2 separate regions of the Homo sapiens genome follow, and region 2 is linked to region 1. A link is a contact called in ENCODE Hi-C or POLR2A ChIA-PET data. All regions are on one chromosome and are shown on one strand. The core of a region is the stretch at or near the end of the contact, and the rest is flanking DNA. Distances in the headings are between cores, read along the strand shown. Region 1 holds the start of WDR62 (WD repeat domain 62). Region 2 holds the start of TOMM40 (translocase of outer mitochondrial membrane 40).

Evidence for each region. Hi-C counts contacts between places; a loop is a spot of excess contacts on that map. ChIA-PET counts read pairs that join two places held with the same protein, here RNA polymerase II (POLR2A). Pooled maps may share reads with other maps.
Region 2: a loop to region 1 is called in a map of naive thymus-derived CD4-positive, alpha-beta T cell, with 18 times the contacts of the local background. The contact joins the promoter of TOMM40 here to the promoter of WDR62 in region 1. A Hi-C loop is called at or near these places in 1 of 168 maps with a recorded cell type or tissue (naive thymus-derived CD4-positive, alpha-beta T cell) and 5 of 50 pooled maps. POLR2A ChIA-PET finds 5 or more read pairs at or near these places in 1 of 52 experiments (WTC11).

The regions. Positions count from the first base shown.
Region 1 is chr19:36,051,508-36,056,573 of GRCh38, reverse strand. It overlaps WDR62 (WD repeat domain 62), which reads right to left and starts at 1,677. Exons shown (of 32, transcript NM_001083961.2): 1 at 1,426-1,677. The coding sequence starts at 1,602. It overlaps THAP8 (THAP domain containing 8), which reads left to right and starts at 2,289. Exons shown (of 4, transcript NM_152658.3): 1 at 2,289-2,439. The coding sequence starts at 2,357.
Region 2 is chr19:44,889,055-44,894,190 of GRCh38, reverse strand. TOMM40 (translocase of outer mitochondrial membrane 40) reads right to left here and starts at 2,937. Exons shown (of 9, transcript NM_001128917.2): 1 at 2,502-2,937; 2 at 1,731-1,798; 3 at 1,262-1,354; 4 at 310-411; 5 at 125-230. The coding sequence starts at 2,775. It overlaps NECTIN2 (nectin cell adhesion molecule 2), which reads right to left. Exons shown (of 9, transcript NM_001042724.2): 9 at 4,968-5,136. RefSeq lists a silencer at 2,601-3,240 and enhancers at 3,551-3,710, 3,880-4,381.

The DNA of each region.
Region 1 (5,066 bases), core at 428-2,927:
TGCTTTAGAATGGGGTTCGAGAAGGCCTTTCAAGATAGCGACATTCAGGCTGAGACTTGAAGGATGGGAAGGAGCCAGACAGGCAGATTGCAGCAAAAAGCCCAGGCTGAGGACTCACCAATCACAAAGGCCAGGAGGCAGAAAAGAATATGGAGCCTCAGGAAAACCAAAAGCAGGCCAGTGTGACTGAACCTTGGTGACAGAGAGCACATGGGAGGTACAGCCAGAGCCCTGTAGCCAGGAGTGGGCGGTATAATCACAGTGCAGGAGAAAGTCATGGGGCAGGAACAAGCTCCACCAGCAGCTACCAGGTATCCTCCCTTTATCTGGACTCCGTGCCAAGAAGATCACAATTAAAATTTCATTTCCCTCCAATGCAATAGTATAATTTATTTATTTATTTATTTTGAGACAGAGTCTCACTCTGTCGCCCAGGCTGGAGTGCAGTGGCATGACCTCAGCTCACTGCAACCTCCGCCTCCCAGGTTCAAGCGATTTCTCCCGCCTCAGCCTCCTGAGTAGCTGGGATTACAGGCGCGCGCTAGCATGCCGGGCTAATTTTTCTACTTTTTGTAGAGACGGGTTTCACCATGTTGGCCAGGCTGGTCTTGAACTGATCTCAGGTGAACAGCCCACCTTGGCCTCCCAAAGTGCTGGGATTACAGACGTGAGCTACCGCGCCCTACCAGTAGTATGGTTCTTATCATCTCCATTTTATAAAAACAGATTTTGTGCCTACACAGCTGGAAAACAATTTTTTTAATTGCCGCTGTGCTAATGGAATTCCTTCTACCTACTGTGAAATCATTTCTTTCCATTTTTCTGTCTCAGGATTTAGGGAACTGTTCTGTACGCCCTCCTCCCCAGGCAGCACTGCAGAGATTTTATAAATAACTTCTCACGTCTTTCTCATAGTTTTGAGTGACAATATGGATTAAGAATCCCACCTTGGTGAGGAAAAAGGATAGAGATCGCAGAAGGTGAGAGAAGGCGGGGTAGAAGCGAGGAAGAGTTGGGGCAGGTAACACTCTGGACCGAACCCTCGAAGGGACCTTAATGACTCAGCGGGGGCCAGGGCAGTGAGGCTGCAGTGAGCTATGATCGTGACGTCTAAAGGCGATAGAACGGGGGTTAAAATATAGCAGGACTAGGCTGTGATTTACAGAAGCAAAATGCATTTCCACGGGTGGGAACCAGCGAGGAACCCCCGAATTGCTCCAACGCTGAGGGTGGAGCCGGGAAAGCAGCGAGGAGAAAGTGGGAGGGGCCGTGGCTAAAGGGGCGGGGGTTAGGGGACGAGGCATGGCAGGGAACAACCTGAGGGGACTGGCCGGGGGCTGATGTCGGGGCCACAGTTCTCAGGACGGGACTAGGGGAAACCTAGGAAGCCTGGAACTGGGGTAGACATGGCGAGCAGCTTCTCACCCGGTTCTGCACCGTCTCCTCGGAGGCCGTCGAGAGTCGCGTCCGCCGCCGTAGGCAGATTGGTGGGGCGGGGGGCGGGGAGGACTGGCCCCTCCGCGCCGGAACTCCCGCCATGACAGAGGGCAGCTTCTCCCCTGCATCGTTCCGCGCATAGCCTCCGGACCCTACGGCCGCCATCGTCACGCCGGAGGCGGGCGACCGTTACATCCCCTAACCGCCGCTGCCGCCACCGCCACGACCCACTGGAACAGCGAACAGCCGCGGGAAAGCCGGCGCCACCGCCTATTGGACGCGACGGGCCCGGCCTAGCCAATCGCAGGGATGCCGGGCGGCGCTTAGAACCAATGGGGGCGAAGAGGCGGAGCGAGTGCCTGGCGGGGCGGGGCCACAGCCAGTGTACTGGATGCCTGATTAAGCGTCATGGGGTCTTTCATCCAGACTGCGTTTTCATTATTCGCTGAAACATACAGGTTTTAATTTTTACGAGGCTAAGGCCACGGCCGCCTCACCTCGGTTTTTGCCGCCACCTAGAGGAACTATGTGCGCCCCAACGGTTGCCCGGATGTAGGCGTAGGGTGGAGCCGTAAGAGATTGACTAGCCAGTTGATTTGGTTGGCGCAGGCTCAGAAACGCCGTGACGCCGCCCTTCCCCCCAACACGTGATGAAAGTCGGGGTGACGAAGGGCCGGCTTTGCGCAGGTGCACAGTACTCGCTATGGCCCATTCGTCACGTGACGAGGGCGGGACTGTGGCACTGTGGAGGGGCGCCTAGTAGGCAGGCGCTCTCAGCTCTCTCCCCGGTACGTGACGAGACTCCACGGACGTCACGTGAGGCAGGCGGCGAGCGCGGGTGGGGCGGGGTTAGGCGGCGCTCCGCGAGAACCAAAGTGCAGCCGCTGACCCGGCAAAACTCAGCGGGGGCTGGATAGCCATGCCCAAGTACTGCAGGGCGCCGAACTGCTCCAACACTGCGGGCCGCCTGGGTGCAGACAACCGCCCTGTGAGCTTCTACAAGTGAGCGCAGCGCGGGGCGGGGCTTGAGGGAGGCGGGACCCTGAGAGGGGTGGGGCCCGAGCATTAGTGCTGCTGTGCGGGGCTTCTGGTCTTGCTTGAGGGTGTTAGGAAGTGGGGTTAAACCATGAGGAGATGGCCTTCCTGGCAGTGTCCATTGCACATACAAAGGTGCAGGCGTGGGAAACAGGAGTAGACGATTGACTACAGATAGCGAGCGAAGCGAGCCGAAGAGTGAAAGGGATGTAAGAAGTGAAGTCGGTGCAGGCTGTTAGAGAGCCTGCAGATGCCCACTTGCCCTCCCCACGCATTTGAGCCATCTGAAACTCAGAGCATCCGAAACTGAGCTTGCGATCGTGTCTCCCCAAAACCTTCCAGTCTGTCTTATCTTAGTAGCGTGCTTCATTCTTCTTGTTGCTTAGGTTTAAAAAATGTCATCCTTACCTCTTTCGTCATACTTGGGAAAGTCAGAATTAGCTTCGACTGTAAAAGATCTGTCTCCTTATTTATCTGGCTGACATAAGCCAGTTGGTGGAAGAATTACTAGGAAAAAACATTTCTTTGCTTTTTTTTTTTTTTTTTTTTGAGACAAGATCGCTTTGTCGCCCAGGCTGGAATGCAGTGGAACGATCACAGCTCACTGCAACCTCGACCTCCCGGGCTCAAGTGATCCTCCCACCTCACCCTACCAAGTAGCTGGGACCAGAGGCACGCGCCACCATGCCTGGATAATTTAAATTTTTTTTTTTTTTTTTTTTTTTTTTTTTTTTTGCCAGGCTTGGTGGCTCACGCCTGTAATCCCAGCACTTTGGGAGGCCGAGGCGGGCAGATCACCTGAGGTCAGGAGTTCGAGACCAGCCTGGCCAACATGGTGAAACCCCGTGTCTACTAAAAATACAAAAATTAGATGGGCGTGGTGGCTCATGCGTGTAATTCCAGCTACTCCGTGGGCTGAGGCAGGAGAATCGCATGAATCCAGAAGGCAGAGGTTGCAGTGAGCCAAGATGAGGCCACTGCAATCCAGCGTGGGCAACAAGAGTGAGACTCCGTCTCAAAAAAAAAAATTTTGTTTTTAAAGAGAGAGATGGGATCACCCTATGTTGTCCAGTCTAGTCTCAAACTCCTGGGCACAAGCAGTCCTCCTGCCTCGGCCTCCCAAAGTGCTTGGATTACAGGCGTGAGCCACTGCACCCAGCCAGGAAAAAATATTTCTCTTGGACATACTGCAGATGTAAAGTGGCAGAATTCCCATCCTTTGAGTGTCTACTGCTTTCTTAGTAGGAAACTTTGGTTGTCTAAAGTCAGAGATGATCACAAACTTTGCTGTTTGAAATCACATCAAGTAAGAATGAAACATCTCACTTTTGCTTGGAGGAGCTAAGTCACTTTGACACAGAAAAGCAGTCCCTATTTACAATCCAGGTTTGGAGCTTCAGATAAGGACACAATATTCTACATCTATGTAAACTTTATTGCATCTGAGAAGACAAACCCTGGGCCCACTTCACCATCCGGACCTGATATTGATCCCTTTACACACAGTTCTGATTTGCTTTGAGGCAATCTGAACACTGCTTAGTTTACATTTCACCTAAAAAATAACTCTGTTTGTTGAGACTCCCTCACAAAACAAAGGCCCATAGGGCCTATGGCAGTGGTCCCCAACCCTTATGGCACCAGGGACTGGTTTTGTGGAAGACAGTTTTTCCACGGATGGGATAGGGTTGGGGGAATGGTTTTGGGATGAAACGCTTCAGATCATCAGGCATTAGATTCTCATAAAAAGCGGGCAACTGGCCAGGCACAGTGGCTCATGCCTGTAATCCCAGCACTTTGGGAGGCCAAGGCGGGCAGATCACGAGGTCAGGAGATCGAGACCATCCTGGCCAACATGGCGAAACCTTGTCTCTACTAAAAATACAAAAATTAGCTAGGTGTGGTGGCACATGCCTGTAATCCCAGCTACTTGGGAGGCTGAGGCAGGAGGATCACTTGAACCCAGGAGGCAGAGGTTGCAGTGAGCCGAGATTGCGCCACTGCACTCCAGCCTGGCGACAGAGTGAGACTTCATCTAAAAAAAAAACCAAAAAACCCAAAAAACAAACAAACAAAAAAAAAATGGAGGGCAACCTAGATCTCTCACATGCACAGTTCAGAATAGGATTCACACTCTTGTGAGAATCTAATGCTGCTGCTGCTCTGACAGGAGGCGGAACTCAGGTGGTAATGCGAGCAGTGGGGAGTGGCTGTAAATACAGATGAAGCTTCTCTCACTCGCTCACCTGCCTGCCACTCACCTCCTGCTGTGTGGCCCTATTCCTAACAGGCCATAGACTGGTACCCGTCTGTAGCCTGGGAGTTGGGGACCCCTGGCCTATGGTATCTCTAGTGTGCAGACTCTCCCATTGCCATTGTAAATAAATCTGACAGTGCTGGACTACAGGTTTGTCCCTGGTGGTCTTAGCCTAAGTGGGCTAGGACACATTCCTCATCCAGTCCCTCAGCAAATCCAGTTGGCTCTCCCTTTACAAACTGTCCAGAATTTGATCACTTCTAACCCTCTCCTCTTCCTGCATCCTGCTCCTGGCAATTATCACCTCCAGACTGGACTATTTTAGCAGCCTCTTCAT
Region 2 (5,136 bases), core at 1,688-4,187, 8.8 Mb before region 1:
TCAAAATCACTCCTGCTGAGCCACTTCTCCAGTGGCAGAAAAGGAGGTTCACAAATGGGGTGGATTTGCTGGCAAAGCCAGAACTGCAGTTTTGTGACCACCCTCCAAGCCCTCCGCCTCTTACCTGAACCCACGAGGACGTCTGGGTTCCCCAGGGTGACGGCTGCTGTGAAGTCAGAGCCCCGATACTCCCCGTCCACCTGCCAGTTCACAAACTTCGACTGCTGGGTCTGTGGAGAGGAGGGGGTGTGAGGGCGGCTCCCTGCTCACGGTGGCCGAGGGGAGCAGCAGCCTCCGTGCCCCACTCACCTGGATGGCCATCTTGGACCTGAGACCGGGGCCCAGCTGGTGAATGACCTGAGCGTTGAGACTGCCACTGTTGTCCATGTCACCCACCAGTACAGGGAACGCCTGTGAGGCAGAGAGAACGGAAGGGGTCAGAGGTGGTGCACTGTGCAAGTATGTGAGATGGGCCGGGGTGAGAAGCCTAGGGTCAGAAAGCCTCGGATGGGGGTCCCCTCCTCCACGAAGTGCTCTCTGACCACCTAAGCTGAGTTAGGCTCCCCGACCTTTGGGTTCCCCCATGTCAGCCTTGCCCATCCTGGCTTGTTACTCTCTGGGAACAGTCTGTCCCCTGCCCCACGGGTGAGTCCCATGCTGTTTCAGTCATGTGTGCCAGCACAGGGCTGGGCACAGAATGTGTTGTGCAATGAAGGTTTGCAGAATAAACACATTTGCTGAAGGGAAATGACAGAAGCAGAGACCTCATTCAGTCCCCCCAACCCTGTCTGGGCCTCCAGTTTTGCCCTTCCTAATAACTAGCCCCCACATGGCCACCCCAGAGATGCCCCAGAGATTTCTACAGCGGGAACCTGTGGACCACGTCTTTCCCTTGACCAAACCATGCCATGACTCTCCACAACCCCCTAGAGAAAGTCCAAAGCCTAGTCTGGCATTCAAAGTTCTGCATGATCTACAGTCCAGCCCTTTCCACCCTGGGTCATCGCTGTCTGGTGACAGGGTGGCTGTGGCCACATCCCCAGCACTGCTCAGCATGGGGCCAGGCAGAGAGCAGGGGTTTGGCGGATGTTTGCTGGATGAAGGAATTATTTGTGTCCCAGTGCACCTCGGAGAGATGCAATCCCCATCTCCAGGCTCTCGGTAGCTGTGACCTTTTCCTGATGAGGCCGTCTTAGCTTGACATTTGGCTACAAATTTGTTATTAGAAGGATACAATGAATGGATGAAAAAGGAAGCTCACCTCTGTGGGACTCAGCTGCTTTGTCCCCACATATGTGACCCCGAAGTGGTAGTTGGACTCCCCGATTGTGCTGAGGGCTACTGTGTGGTTGACCTGGAAGGAAAGCGAGAGCTGTGACGATACTGGACAGATAGGCTTGCCCACTGAAGAGGGCAAGGACAAGGTCTCTGGGCTGGGCAGGGGATGAAGACTGGGAGGCACGGCCTGACTAAGAGACTCAGAGAAAGGAGGTGCTGCCGGTAGGCCCACAGACCTGTTCCTTCACTCCAGCCTAGCTGCTATGGGGAGACAGTACCTCTGGATTCTAGGTCCCCAAACTGAGTAGTCAGTCTGGCACTATATCTCCGAGTCTTTTCAAGTATCAGGGAGCCCAGCTCTTGAGGGAGGAGTAATTGGGCCGAGTGTGCAGATGCAGGGAGGGGGACGGCGGGGACGATCTCTGGTGGGTAAGGACACCAGGAAGGCTCACCTGAAAATGGTTACTCAACCCTTTGTTGACTGTGAGCTTGACACCCTCCATCTGAATGGGAAACAGCTCTGGAGAAGAGAAACGCTGTCACACTCCACTCCAACCCCACACCAACTCTCATCTCTTCCTTCCCTACCACCCCCAGCTCTCTCCAGAGACCCACAGCAGAACATCTCACAAAGGATTCCACCTGTAAAGAGGCAGTACAGCCTAGTTAGACAGGGCCAGGGCCTTTGCTTGCTCAAATCTCACTGCCACCAAGCTGAGCAACTTTAGGTCAAACTCATCATCTGAAAGATGGGACCCTCACCACACAGAATTGTCCCAAGGATCTAATGAGTTAACGTATAATGAACACCAGAACAGAACTCCATAAATCTCCACCACTACTACTACTCTAATTGCTCCAGGCTGGGATCCGGAGGCTTTGGGTCCCATACCCAAGGAACCTCGCTGACACCTTGCTGACACCGTGACCTTGGGCCTCAGTTGCCTTCCCGATCACAAGAGAAGTCTGGCTTGGCTGATCCCGGGGCTCCTCAGGTCCCTAAAGGCTTTTCTCTACTGCTATGACATTCCATCCCGTTTCCAGCATTTGATTCCATCATTCTAAGCCCCAAGTCCAACGTTCCACCATTCGATCCCAACATCACCTCCTAGTGCTGTTAAATAATTCCAATGGTGCGCGCCAAATCCCAGAGTCCCCAGTGTCCTCCCCCTTCCCCCGAGATCCAGGCCATCGCAGCCCAGCGGGGGCCCCTCGCCCCTCACCCTTGCACTTCCGGTGGCACTCCTCGAATGTGCCCGGGTTGGGCAGGCAGCCGCAGGCCCCATCCTCGGCGGCCCCTGAGGCGCTGGCGGTTGCAGCCCCGGGGGTCCGTTCCGAACTTCGACTCGTACTGGTGCCGGCGCCCAGGCTGCCTCCCAGCGGCGGCAGCGTGAAGCCCGGCGGCGAGGGCGGAGGTGGCGGCAGCCCCACGAGGGCCGGCGCAGGCGGCGGTGGCGGCCCTGCGGGCGGCGAGCTGGCAGCCAACACGTTCCCCATGGTCGCCTGCTAGGGGAGAGGTCAGAGGGCAGAGGTCAGGGCCCGCGCGCCCCCGACTCAGCCCCAGCAAATCCGCACCCGGCTCCGGCCCCGGTTCTCACTGGCGGCGGCGCCTGCTCCCGGCCTGGGCTCCGCTCCCACCCCGTGCGCCACGCGCAACCGAACCCGCTGCCGCCGCCGCCACCACCGTCGCCCCGCCCCACCTAGCCCATTGGTTTAGTGTGCCCTGAGGCCCGCCCACCAGCGTCAAGACTCGGTCTTCCCATTGGACTTGTGCATAAAGTCCCGCCCACTTTCCCTGAAATGTCCTTTTGTATTGGTTCTCACTCGCAGGGTAGCCACGGCGCCCCTCCCACCCTTCCCATTGGCTCGCAGCGCCTGCGCCTATTGGCTCGCGTCGCCGCGGGTTCCGGTGCTAACCCGCCATTGGTCTGTGCTGAGCATTTTGCCACGCCCGCTGAGGCATCGCCCCGCCTCTCTCCTGGAGGAGGCCCTCTTTTGATTCCGCCCCGCGGCGAGGTTGCTGTGATAATTGGTCGGCTTTGACCCTTGCAGCATTTTGATTGGCTCCAGCGTGTACGGGGTCGACCTTGGTGGCGTATCAGCTTGGTACTCTCATTGGCTAACGTTCCAGGGTCGAAGGACAGGTAAAGGTGGGTTGCGCGGCAGAGGCGGCTAGGCAGCAAGGTCAGGCCTCGCGTCCCACCAGGCACCGCGGCAGCCGGGCCCCCACCCCACCTCTGGTTCGGAGTAGCCGACCTAAAACCGGAAGTGCTGGCCCTTCCCAGAGTGCCTCGGGAGAATTCTAATCTGTTCTGCGAACCCTGCGCTGCTCCTCGTTACCCACAATGCCCTCATCACCTCTTAGCGAAACAGTTGCCTTAGACCCACCCCTTTCGTTACCCATCATGCCTCTTGTTCCTCGCGTCACTGCGGCTTCTATCTTTGGCCCATTCATTCCTCTCCCATTACCCATCATGCCTCTGCCCCATTCATTTGAGCTTCATTGCCCAGACTACTTTTAGCTCCAGCCTGCCTGCTCACTTTCGTCGTTCTTCCGGCCCTTCTCTAATTAGCCATCATGTTTTGGATCCATGAACTCCTGTCCGTTACCTCCCTTGCCCCCGGTCCCTATTTTTCCATTATTCATCACTCTGCCTCTGGCCCATTCATTCAGGTTTATTATCCGTCATGCCTTGGGCTCCTATTACAACATTATTCATGATTTTGCCTTTAGTCTACTTTTACTTGCCGTTTATTCATTAAACTTGAGCCTCTTATACTTTCGTTACTGCTTTTTTAATTTTTATTTTTTTAAAGACAAGGTTGGACTCTGTCACTCAGGCTGGAGTGCAGTGGCGCCATCATAGCTTACTGCAGCCTTGAACTTCTGGCCTCAATCGATCCTCCTACCTCAGCCTCCAGAGTAGCTGAACTACAGGTGCGTGCCACCACGCCCGGCTAACTTTCGTAGAGGCGGGGTCTCACTGTGTTTCCCAGGCTGGTCTCTTAACTCCTGGACTCAGTCGAGCTTCCCGCCTCAGTTTCCCGAAGTGCTGGAATTACAGGAATGAGCCACTGCATCTGGCCAATTGCTATTTTTATCTTTGTCCCATTCATCATACTGCTGTTGCAATTATGAATGTTCATTAAACAGCATGCCCTGGACCCCTCCCCATTCCATTACTCAACATTCTGTTTTTAGGGCTGGGCGCAGTGGCTCACGCCTGTAATCCCAGCACTTTGGGAGGCCGAGACGGGTGGATCACGAGGTCAGGAGATCGAGACCATCTTGGCTAACGCGGTGAAACCCCGTCTCTACTAAAAATACAAAAAATAAGCCGGGCGTGGTGGTGGGCGCCTGTAGTCCCAGCTACTCGGGAGGCTGAGGCAGAGGAATGGCGTTAACTCAGAAGGTGGAGCTTGCAGTGAGCCGAGATCATGCCACTGCACTCCAGCCTGGGCGACAGAGCGAGACTCCGCCTCAAAAAAAAAAAAAATTTTGTTTTTGATTGATACATTTTTGCTCATTACTCTCTCAATTCTTATTTTGTATCTTTGGTCCCTTTGTTTTTGTCTTTAACTCTCTTGACCCCAGTTCACTGATTCTCTCAAGCCCTTAGACTCCTTCCTCATTCCCCTTCATGTCTCACCCCATCCCCTTCACATCCCACAGAAAAGGCAAGACCTGGTCAAAGTATAAATTCATATTTTGTAGGAAATGTAGTTTACAAAACAGTATCAATTGCTACCCCCAATTCAGATGACCCACTTTCCCCGGAAGGGGGATGTTTAGGTCCTATTCCACTGGGCAAGGGTAAAATGATTCAGTAGTCTTCCAGGTTAACAGTAAATTCTTCT